Linked DNA regions of Homo sapiens: region 1 is linked to region 2. Evidence: read pairs that join two places in POLR2A ChIA-PET (ENCODE). Cell type or tissue: CD4-positive, alpha-beta T cell. All regions are shown on one strand.

The links. Peaks named below come from ENCODE experiments on the same cell type or tissue, not always from the same donor. Only the 100,000 strongest peaks of a DNase experiment are listed, where the experiment ranks them.
Region 1: POLR2A ChIA-PET joins it to region 2 with 10 read pairs; 5 of 35 experiments call an interaction of 5 or more read pairs at or near these places.

The regions. Positions count from the first base shown.
Region 1 is chr10:70,401,355-70,406,354 of GRCh38, reverse strand. EIF4EBP2 (eukaryotic translation initiation factor 4E binding protein 2) reads right to left here and starts at 2,210. Exons shown (of 3, transcript NM_004096.5): 1 at 1,809-2,210. The coding sequence starts at 1,953. RefSeq lists silencers at 1,909-2,118, 2,149-2,338. In CD4-positive, alpha-beta T cell, no CTCF peak of the experiment used is centred here; DNase peaks (open chromatin) are centred at 724, 1,594, 1,864, 2,274 and 1 weaker place; H3K4me3 peaks cover 2,862 bases; H3K27ac peaks cover 1,675 bases.
Region 2 is chr10:70,089,977-70,094,976 of GRCh38, reverse strand. MACROH2A2 (macroH2A.2 histone) reads right to left here. Exons shown (of 9, transcript NM_018649.3): 3 at 4,811-4,917; 4 at 3,023-3,220; 5 at 1,132-1,242. Among named protein-coding and RNA genes, the nearest start is that of MACROH2A2, 40 kb to the right of the region's middle. RefSeq lists a cis regulatory region at 3,861-3,874 and an enhancer at 3,795-3,939. In CD4-positive, alpha-beta T cell, no CTCF peak of the experiment used is centred here; DNase peaks (open chromatin) are centred at 1,366 and 2,746; H3K4me3 peaks cover 2,429 bases; H3K27ac peaks cover 2,169 bases.

The DNA of each region.
Region 1 (5,000 bases), 310 kb before region 2:
TATCAGTTCAAGTTCAAGACAACTCTTATATGGAGCAGATTCTGGTCTGCCAAAATTTTTCAGGATTAAAAAGCAAGATCTTGGCCGGGTGCAGTGGCTCACGCCTGTAATCCCAGCACTTTGGGAGGCTGACGGGGCGAATAACTTGAGCCCAGGACGAGCCTGGGCAACATGGAGAAACCCAGACTCTACCAAAATACAAAAAAATTAGCCAGGCGTGGTGGCACGTGCCTGTGGTCCAGCTACTCAGGAGGCTGAGGTGGGAGGATCGCTTGAGCCCAGGAAGTAGAGAGTGCAGTGAGCCGAGGTCGTGCCACTGTACTCCAGCCTGGGCGACAGAGTGAGACCCTGTACCATGCTCAAACACGAGTTGGTCTTGAACTGATCATATCGGGGGGAGATTTCTTCCATGAGTTAAGCCACCTAAGAACTCCACTATTCTGCAAAGTTAACATTTCCTTAAACCCAGCTCTCCATATATATTACTGAACTTCTGCCTGGGTCATTTAAAAAGCCTTTCAAGGCAGCCCGCCCAGCCCCCAGAGCGGCCTGGCTGAATTTCTCTGTAAAGCTCCCTCCTAGATTTTATCCCTTGGTGTTGGCAAGAAGGTCTCCTTACTCCACAGGCCTTGCTATTGTGCAACTGATTTAAGGATGGTCCAGGCCTAACTGCATCGGATTGGTTGTAGTACAGCTCCTGAGCCCTGCCCACAGGAACAAGGCTAGCAATCCTCTAGACCGCAGGAGCTGCGAAGTCCCCACCCTCTAGCAAGAGGCCACCCCAGCACCAAAAGAAGACAAAGTTCTGAAGTTAAAAAGGAGGCCCCGTTCCCTTCAATAAGGCTCCTCAAAATCGCTTTCCAGGCTCCTCCCTCTGGAGGACAGCCCAGTTAGGGCACAGACAACCTTTGAGCTCTCTTCCCGTGACCAAGCTTCACCTCTACCCCAGTATTACTTATTTGTAAACAGTTCCTGGTCATGCTTTGAAAAGCAATGCCAGGGAACCACCCTCTCTCTGGATTGCCTCTCTCTAGCCCCTTCCACAGGATCAAGCAACCACCCCACCCAACTGGGGTGTCCTTGACAAAGGTCCTTCAATCCATTTCCAAAGGCGTCGCTGCCGAAAGACACCCTACCTTAAGGCTGTCAGCACCCTACCACCCCCACCTACTTTCCCTTGGCTATTACTTGAGCTTTATTTTATCACGCTCTCCTCCCGGCCTGGGGACTCCCCTCACCCGTGGGGCCTCGTCCAGCAAAGTAAACAATGCTGTCAAAGCGGGATAACGCTGGGCGAGGCTTCCAGACTCCGCATTCCAGCCTCCTCCCGGTGTTCTAAAAGCAGCAAAAACAAGCCATCGCAGGATGCCAGGGCCGAATTCCTCTCCCAAAGTTCTTTTTTAAAAAGCCCCGGAGCCAGCTCCAAAATCAAGCATTAATTTGCACAATCTACGACAGGCAATGCAGACTGTAATGCAAGGCCAAGTGGAGCCAAATCCGCCCGGGAAGGAGGCAGAGAGGAGAGAGAGAACTGGGTCGAATGCGTAAGCCTGCCACGAAGCGGAAACAAGAGCTCTTTTTCGCGACAGGACAGCCACATTCCCGAGTGGGGCGCGCGCCGACTCGAGCTGCGGGCAAGAGCGAACACGAAGTAAAGGGTCCCGAACGCTCGGGCGGGCCCAAGGGCAGCGTCCCCGGGGCTTCGGTGGAGCTGGGGGCGGGGGCGAAGCGGCCGGGCACCGAGGCGCCGAGGAGTTAGAGGACCGCGGCGGGACACCGGGCGCGGCGGACGGCTGGCCGGCGCTCACCTCCCGGTGTGGTGGAGAAGAGCGTCCCCCCGGGCGTGGTGCAATAGTCATGAGGTAGCTGCGCGGCGTCGCTGATGGCCACGGTGCGGGTGGGGATGGCGCGGCTCTGGCTGGGCTGGTGGCCGCTGCCGGCTGACGAGGACATGGCTGTGGGCGCGGGCTCTCGGCTTTGTCCGGCGGGCAGGCGGCGGCGGCGGGGCCGGGGCTGCTTCGGCTCCTCAGGCGGACGGAAAAGCGCGCTCTGCGCGCTCCTCGCTCGCTTCCTCCCGTTCCCTCGTCCCGCTCCGCTCCCGCCGCCGCCCTCTCAGCCGCCGCCGCCGCCGCCGCTCGATCCTCCGGCCTCAGCCAGCAGCCTCAGGAGCAACAGCAGCGGCAGCAGCGGCGACGACGACGACCGGAAGCGGGCGAAGGCGGGAGCCAGAGGGAGTTGGGGAAGCTGGTCGGCCGGAGGTGACGTCGCCGCGGGGCGGGGCGAGGCAGTGAGGGGCGTGGCTGAAGTTGTTGAAGGGGGCGGGGACGAGGGGCAGGGCTGAGGAAGAGAGTGGCTTAACCCCAGCGAGCGGGAGAAGAGCCAGAGGGAGCGCGAGCTAAGTGTTTGTGAGCCTGGTGAAGGCGGACAAGGAAAACTTTCTTCTTATTGTTTGTCATTGTCGGTTAACACCACTTTACTTGAGCAGACTTGAGTTTCTCATGCATTCCTATGCATTAAAAATGTAATTTTACTTTTAATTGTTCATTATTAATTCAGGCACTACATGCACGATGTACTGTATTTTAAAAATCAAACAGAGCAGAAAGGTTTATGGTGCCACTTTCTCCCAGTTTCCGAACTCCCCTCAACCGCTGTACCAGTTAATTGTGTATCCTTCCAAAGACCATCACTATATACACACATAAAGCAAGATCTAAACATTAGGAAAAGGAAGAAACCAAGAGCCACTCATGGCAACAAGAATGAGTATTATTGTATTAGAGTTAAAATGAGGCACAGGAGAGGGCTTAGACCATGAGGTACCTGAAAAATCTAGATCTGGAACTCTATTCTTTCCTCGAGGGGTTCTCAAACTTTGGGTCTCAGTACCTCTACATTCTTGAAAATTATTGAGGATTTCCAAGAGCTTTTGTTTGTGTGGATTATATGTATTGATAATTATTGTATTAGAAATTAAAACTGAGCCGCTGCTGATCACTAGTGGGATTGTACCTGTGAATAGCCACTGCATTCCGGCCTGGGCAACAGAGTGAGGCCCTGTCTCTAAAAAACAACAACAACAACAACAACAAAAAACAAATTAAAACTGAGAATGTTTTAAATGTTTATTAATTCATAAAATAATAACCTATTACATGTTGACATTATATTTTTTAATTATCTAAAACAAATAGTGAGAACAGTGGCATTATTTTATATTTTTGCAAACGCTTTAATATCTGGCTTAATAGAAAACAGCTGTATTCTCATATCTGTTTCTGTGTTCAAGCTGTTGTAATGTGTTGATTCAACTATATGAAGAAAACCCAGCCTCACACAGGTATGTAGTTAGAAAAGAAGGTTGTCTCAGATCCCCGAGGGGCTCTCCAGATCACACTTTGAGAACCGCTGCACTAGGGCAGCACTACTTCTGCCCACAACATGCCCAAGGTGGGACTGGGAAGACACTCATGGGTAAGGCCAACATAGCTACCATCATTCCCATTTTGCAAATGAGAGAAATAAGGGTAAGAGAGGTTGAGGGGAAAACAGCTATTGCTTCACTGCTCAGAGGGTCAAACAGGTGCTTGGCAAGAACATAGACAAAAGAACTTACAACAGCCCAGGGCAGGCCAGGGCATTACATGGTACTGATTTTGTGGTGAGTGCCCCAAGAATCCAGAAAAAAAAGTCCCCTGCCTGTCCTGCCATCTGGAAGCTGCCAGAGTTGCAGAGGGCTGAGTTTAACCTTGAAAGACTCTGAGACTTTGGACATGCCAACAGAGACACTTCTAGTGGAAGGAAAGGGGAAGATACTAGTTTACATTTGTGTAGAGCTTACAGTGTGTGGTTGATAAAGTGCATCAGTCCAGTAGGGGCACAGTAACTCACACCTATAATCTCAGCAATTTGGGAAGCTCAGGTAAGAGGATGGCATGAAGCCAGGAGTTCAAGACCAGCCTGGATAAAAAAGCGAGACCCTCCTCTCACATTTCTACAAAAATAAAAATAAATAAAAAATTATCCAGACATGGTGGTGTGCACCTATAGTCCCAACCTACTCAGGAGGCTAAGGCAGGAGGATCTCTTTAGCCCAGGAGTTCAAGGCTATAGTGAGCTACGATTGTGCCACTGCACTCCAGCCTAAAAAGACCCTGTCTCTAAAAAAGTTAGTTAATTAATTAAAAAATAAAGTGCATCACTCTTTGAACTGTCTTTATTTACAAATTTTGGGGGTGTTCTGGGGACAGTGAGGTGGGTCCCTTCTGGCCAGAGCAAAGGGTAAAGATGGCACAAAAAAGTTAAGCTGGGCGCAGTGGCACACGCCTGTAATCCCAGCACTTTGGGAGGCCGAGGTAGGCAGATCACCTGAGGTCAGGAGTTCGAGACCAGCCTAGCCAACATGGTGAAACCCCATCTCTACAAAAATACAAAAAAAAAAAAAAAGTTAGCCGGACGCGGTCGCGCATGCCTGTAGTCCCAGCTACTTGGGAGACTGAGGCTGGAGAATCGCTTGAACCCTTGAGACAGAGGTTGCAGTGAGCCGAGATCATGCCACTGCACTGCAGCCTGGGCAACAGAGCAAGACTCCATCTCAAAAAAAGAAAAAAAGACACAGAGGATAGGACTAAAGATGGGATGAAATGAAATAAAGGAACCAAAGTACAATTTGAAAGTTTTGGGGACAGGTGCTTTTTATTTATTTTGCCAGGCAGCCTGGGGGAAGTGAACAGAGCACAGGTTTCGGAACATACAGACTGGGTTTGAGTCCCAGCTCTGCCGTTTACAAGCTGTGTGACCCCAGACAAGTTACCTATGCTCTCTGAGCCTCATCTGTAATGTGGCAATAACCATGTTACCTCATCTGGTTAGCATATAAAGTGCTTAGCAAATAATTGCCTCTTGACAAAGTCATACTGAAATTAATTGAGGTTTTATTTATTTATTTATTTATTATTATTATTATTATTATTATTATTATTTGAGATGGAGTCTCGCTC
Region 2 (5,000 bases):
CTTGCTCTCTCTTCTCCCCTCAGCATCCTGCATTCTCCCTAGAAGAACACAAAATCTGTGGGGCAGGGCTCTGAAGCCAATAACCTTGCTGGAGAGAAGTAATGGGCTCTGGGATTCTGACCTGGGGGTGTCTGGCTCCCTTGCCCTTTGGAGACCACAGTCTTGGGGCTACCATTGGGAATTGCTATCCTATGTGTTCACAGTAGAGTGGAATGGAGGGCATTCTCTATTGTTGGCCCATGTGAGCAAGACCTTTATGTTGCCTTAGCTAAGTGAGAGAAAGCTAATCGTCATGTAACAGTGAACAGGCCAGAGAGGGGACATAAATTCCACCTCTTTGTTTCCCTGCTTTCATCAGTGACGAATTAGCAACCAGCCACACCGATGCTCTTCTTAGAACATACTCTTCCCAATTCTTTGAATGGAGGCTTACTGTGTTGTCAAGATGGAAACATTCAGCTACCAGAGATATGATTAACTGACTCTTTCCTTGGGTGTCTTATTTCAGCCCCAGTTGACTTGGTAGATAAATTGTCTGCTCAGTAAACTTTACACTTGTAGGAATGAATTATTTGCATGTCTGGTTGGGCTGCTGTTGTGTTGCTGAAGACTGTTCAAATGCATAGCCCTGTTTGTTTACTTTCTAAAGCCTAGGAAGGCAGGCAGACTGAATTATTGGCAAATAATTCATTTCTAATACCAAGGATATTTGGGAAACATATATTTCTATTTTCTTTCTTTGATAAATTACATTGAACCATGTAAGATGGGCCTCTCAGAAGCTGTCTGAGAAAGTTAGCTATGGATTTTTTTTTTGGCAGATGTAGAAATAACTGGGGTGTGGGGAATTCCCAGCAAAACCAGTAATGCCATCCTATCTACTGACCAGAAAGAGCTTCCATGCTCACCCTTGTCTGACCAATGTTAGCGTTAACAATTCTCAGCAAAAAAGAACAATTCTCACTCTCACAATGCTGACACTGCCACAGCTCTTTAGTTTAAAAATGAATAATTCAAGACTGCAGTGAAAATCATTATCAGGGGAGGAAAGGAGGCATCATTGCTTGTAAACAGTAGGTTATAAAAATACAGTGGTGTTTTAATATAGCACAAGGCAATTCTCTTTGTTACCTTCTGTCCCAGAACAAGGCTCTTAGAAGACAGAATGGTGAATCCATCCCCTGGCCCATCTTCAGAGGTGGAATTTGAAGTTCCTTCTTTATCGCTGTCCTTTGGTTTGGACTGTCGGTAAAAATCAAAAGGCAAGATGAGAACCAATCCAGAAAAAGCCTGAGGTGCCTTTATTAAGCTCTTCTCACGGCTGCCACCAAGTTGAATATGAAAGGAAGTGGTTAGGTGATGTGTTCTGCTGTTTCTTGAAGGAGGGGAGCAAAAGTCAGCAATATAAGGAAAGAAAAGGGTACCGCAAAATAGCAAAATAGAAAGTGTGTTAAAGGGCTCACACATACCTGCAGTCCTCACCTACCCCTGTGCACCAGCACATTGTCCTTGCTCATTTCAATGCCTGCAGCTCACGACGACAAGCATCGGAGCTGGGTGGGGCCGTTGATAGCCCATTGCTTAGCCTTCTTTCTCCCCAGGATTTCTCGGGGCACAGAGGCAGTGTGGAATGAAACATCCACAACTTCTACAGTAGGGTTGTCCAATAGAACTTTCTGTGATCGTGGAAATATTCATCTTGATCCTCAATAATGTTGCTGAGTGCTTGAAATGTGGCTGGTACAATCAAGGAGCTGAATTTTAAATTTGATTTAGTTTTAATTCAAATCCAAATAGCCTTGGCTTGTGTGCCTTAGCTCACACTTATAATTCCAATGCTTTGGGAGGCTGAGGCAGGAGGGTCGCTTGAGCCCAGGAGTTTGAGGCTACAGTGAGCTATGATCTCGCCACTGCATTACTGTACTCCAGCCTGGGTGACAGAGTGAGACCCCTGTCTCTTAAAAAAAAAAAGCCACATGTGACCAGTGGTTACTGTACTGGGCAACATAGGAAAACATTATTCTATCAGTGGCATCTCTGAGCTAAGCTACCTAGTATATCAAGCTAACCCAAACACCTAGTATATCAAGTATATGCCAAACACCTGAAATTCCACTGGCGGAACTCAGGGAATGCCTGCAGGAGACTAGAGGCTGTTTGGAAGGCAACACAGAGCTCTGCAGAGAAATAAAATGCAGGTTCCTGGCTATCATCGCTCACTTCAGATTTTGCTGGGGGTAGTAAAAGGGATCTGAAAACCATCCCTGCTTAGGGTTTGGAAACCTAGAGAAGACCCATTTCAGCTCTAACCTCAAAGGCCCTTTATTCTTTTACCTGTACATTCTTGTCATTTTCTTCCGGCACCAAGCTGCAAGAGTCCTCGGTCCTTCAGAGGTGTCTGCTACGAAGTCATTGTCTCATCTTTAAACTTCCCTCCTGTTCTGTGAGCGTCTTAGTGTCTGCCTGGGCTGCTCTAACAAAATGCTATAGACTGGCTGGCTCACAAACAACAGAAACCACTTTCTTTTTTTTTTGTTTGTTTAAGAGACAGGGTCTTGCGCTGTCACCGAGGCTCGAGTGCAGTGGTGCCATCATGGCTCACTGCAGCCTCTAACTCCTAGGCTCAAGCCATCCTCCTGCCTCGGCCTCCCAAAGTGTTGGGATTACAGGCATGAGCCACTGTGCCTGGCCCAGAAACTTGTTTCTCATAGTTCCGGAGGCAGGAAGTCCTTGGCGCAGGCAGGTTCTGTGTCTGGCAAGGGCTCACTTCCTGGTAGATGACGCTTTCTAGCTGTGTCCTCACATGGCAGAAGGGTCCCTCTGCCTCCCTCAGGCCTCTTTTATAAGGGGACTGTTCCCATTCGTGAGGACTCGCCCTCATGATCTAGTTATCTCTCAAAGCCCACACCTTGTAATCCTATGCCTCTGGGGTTAGGTTTCAACATATGAATTGTGGGGGAACACAGACATTCAGACCATTGCAGTGGGAGTGCCTGGCCCAGGACACGCAGCCTCGGCCTACCTTTTTGGACGTCCGTGGTTTGGCAGCCTTGGATTTCTTCCCCCCCTTCTTGCCTGACGTGGCCTTCCTGCCTCTTTTCTCTGGGGGTGGGGAGAGGATCGTTTCCGACTTGCCTTTGGTCCCTCGCTTTTTGGCCAGCAGTTCGGGGTGAATTCTGGGCAGGACGCCTCCACTGGCGATGGTCACTCCTTTTAGCAGCTGAAGAGAGAAATGCATGCGCTCATGTAGCAAACAGCCTGCTAGTTCCCAATTTCATACAGTTCTTTTTTTTTTTTTTTTTTGATACAGAATCTTACTCTGTCACCCAGGCTGGAGTGCAGTGGCGCGATCTTGGCTCACTGCAGCCTCCGCCTCCAGGTTCAAGCAATTCTCTTACCTCAGCCTCCTGAGCAGCTGGGATTACAGGCACCTGCCACCACCCCGGCTAATTTTTGTATTTTTAGTAGAGACAGGGTTTCACCACGTTGGCCAGGCTGGTCTCGAACGGCTGACCTCAGGTGATCCACCTGCCTTGGCCTCCCAAAGTGCTGGGATTACAGGCGTGGGCCACTGTGCCTGGCCTGGACTTAATACGGTTCTAACTGTTAAATGTGGCCTCCGCTTTCCTAAAGAAACTGCGTAATACACCATTTAATTGGCTTTTCCCACTTTCAGTTGTAGAGCATTTCTCCGTAGGTTAACAAGGCATCCTGTGATGTTGTACAGAAAGCAAAACGAAGTAAAGCAAAATAGAAGGGACACAGAAGTTGAAACCAGGGATGTTGCCCAGGGCTCTGGAATTCCAGACACAACACAGGATAAAAAGCTTCCCATGTGGGGAGCGCAGCTTGAGAAAATGATGTTCAAAGGTCATTGCAAAGACTAGACCCAGTTAATGATGAACCAGTGGTCTCCACAAGCTTGCACATACATTCCATCAGTAAAGTATGTCTGGCCATGCTCCTCCCAATCAATATAAGTTAATTTATCTGCAAAGAACAGACACGTACTACTCCACTAATATATTCTGCAGATTCGAAACCAACACTACCCCAAGCATGGTCTGCGACCATGGCTCACCCATGAACTGGTAGTTACCCGTCAGTGACAACAGAAGTATAGCAAGCATCTAGAAACTTTCACAGCAAACTGACAGTTATTGTATATCTGTTGAATCTGATAACAAAAAATTATGGCTTGTAGTTTGCTTTTTAATTTTTCTAGTGATTTTTATTACATTTCTGGAAATTATCAGTCCATGATGGATTGGCCATAAAAATGGCTTCTTCACTACAGTTTGAGAAGAGTGAGATTAGAAAATAAAGATAAATGAAAAGAAACAGAAATAAAAATTCTTATACTATTTACCTACCACCTTACATATACTGTAGGTGAAAAGGGGGTATTCGCTTGACTTTGGAGTCAGTTTCAGAATATAAACAGTCAGTTCTAAAATATAAAGAGTCTTCTGCCTTCATCAGAAAAAACTGTCAACTAAGTTTGGGTGAAGAAAGTGAAGAGAATAACATTTGTGCCACACCTTCCTCAGCAACACACAGAACTTGTCTTCAAAGAGAAAAGAAAGGTCTGATAAGACCTAGAATATATAATGAGATCTATGCCAGAGGCAATTTTATTTTGAATCTGAATGATAAGAGCTAGCAGAATTTGTTCTTTTATATGGCCTGAGTTTTTTTTGTATAAATGTAATTGGGAACTGTAGCAGGAGTGACTCATGGCCAGCCAGGCCCACACATTAGCATGTTTGGCAAACCCATTCTACGGCTTCCCTCAAGGCTTCAGACATACCTGGTTGAGCTCCTCGTCATTGGCAACTGCCAGCAAGATGTGTCTCGGGGCTATCCGGGCCTTCTTGTTGTCCCTCGCGGCATTGCCGGCCAATTCTAGAATTTCCGCTGAAATCACAAGGAGGCATTAACAGGCAATCACAGAATGGGGTCTGAGCTAAAGCTTTTCTTTAGAAATGGCCTTCAAGTTT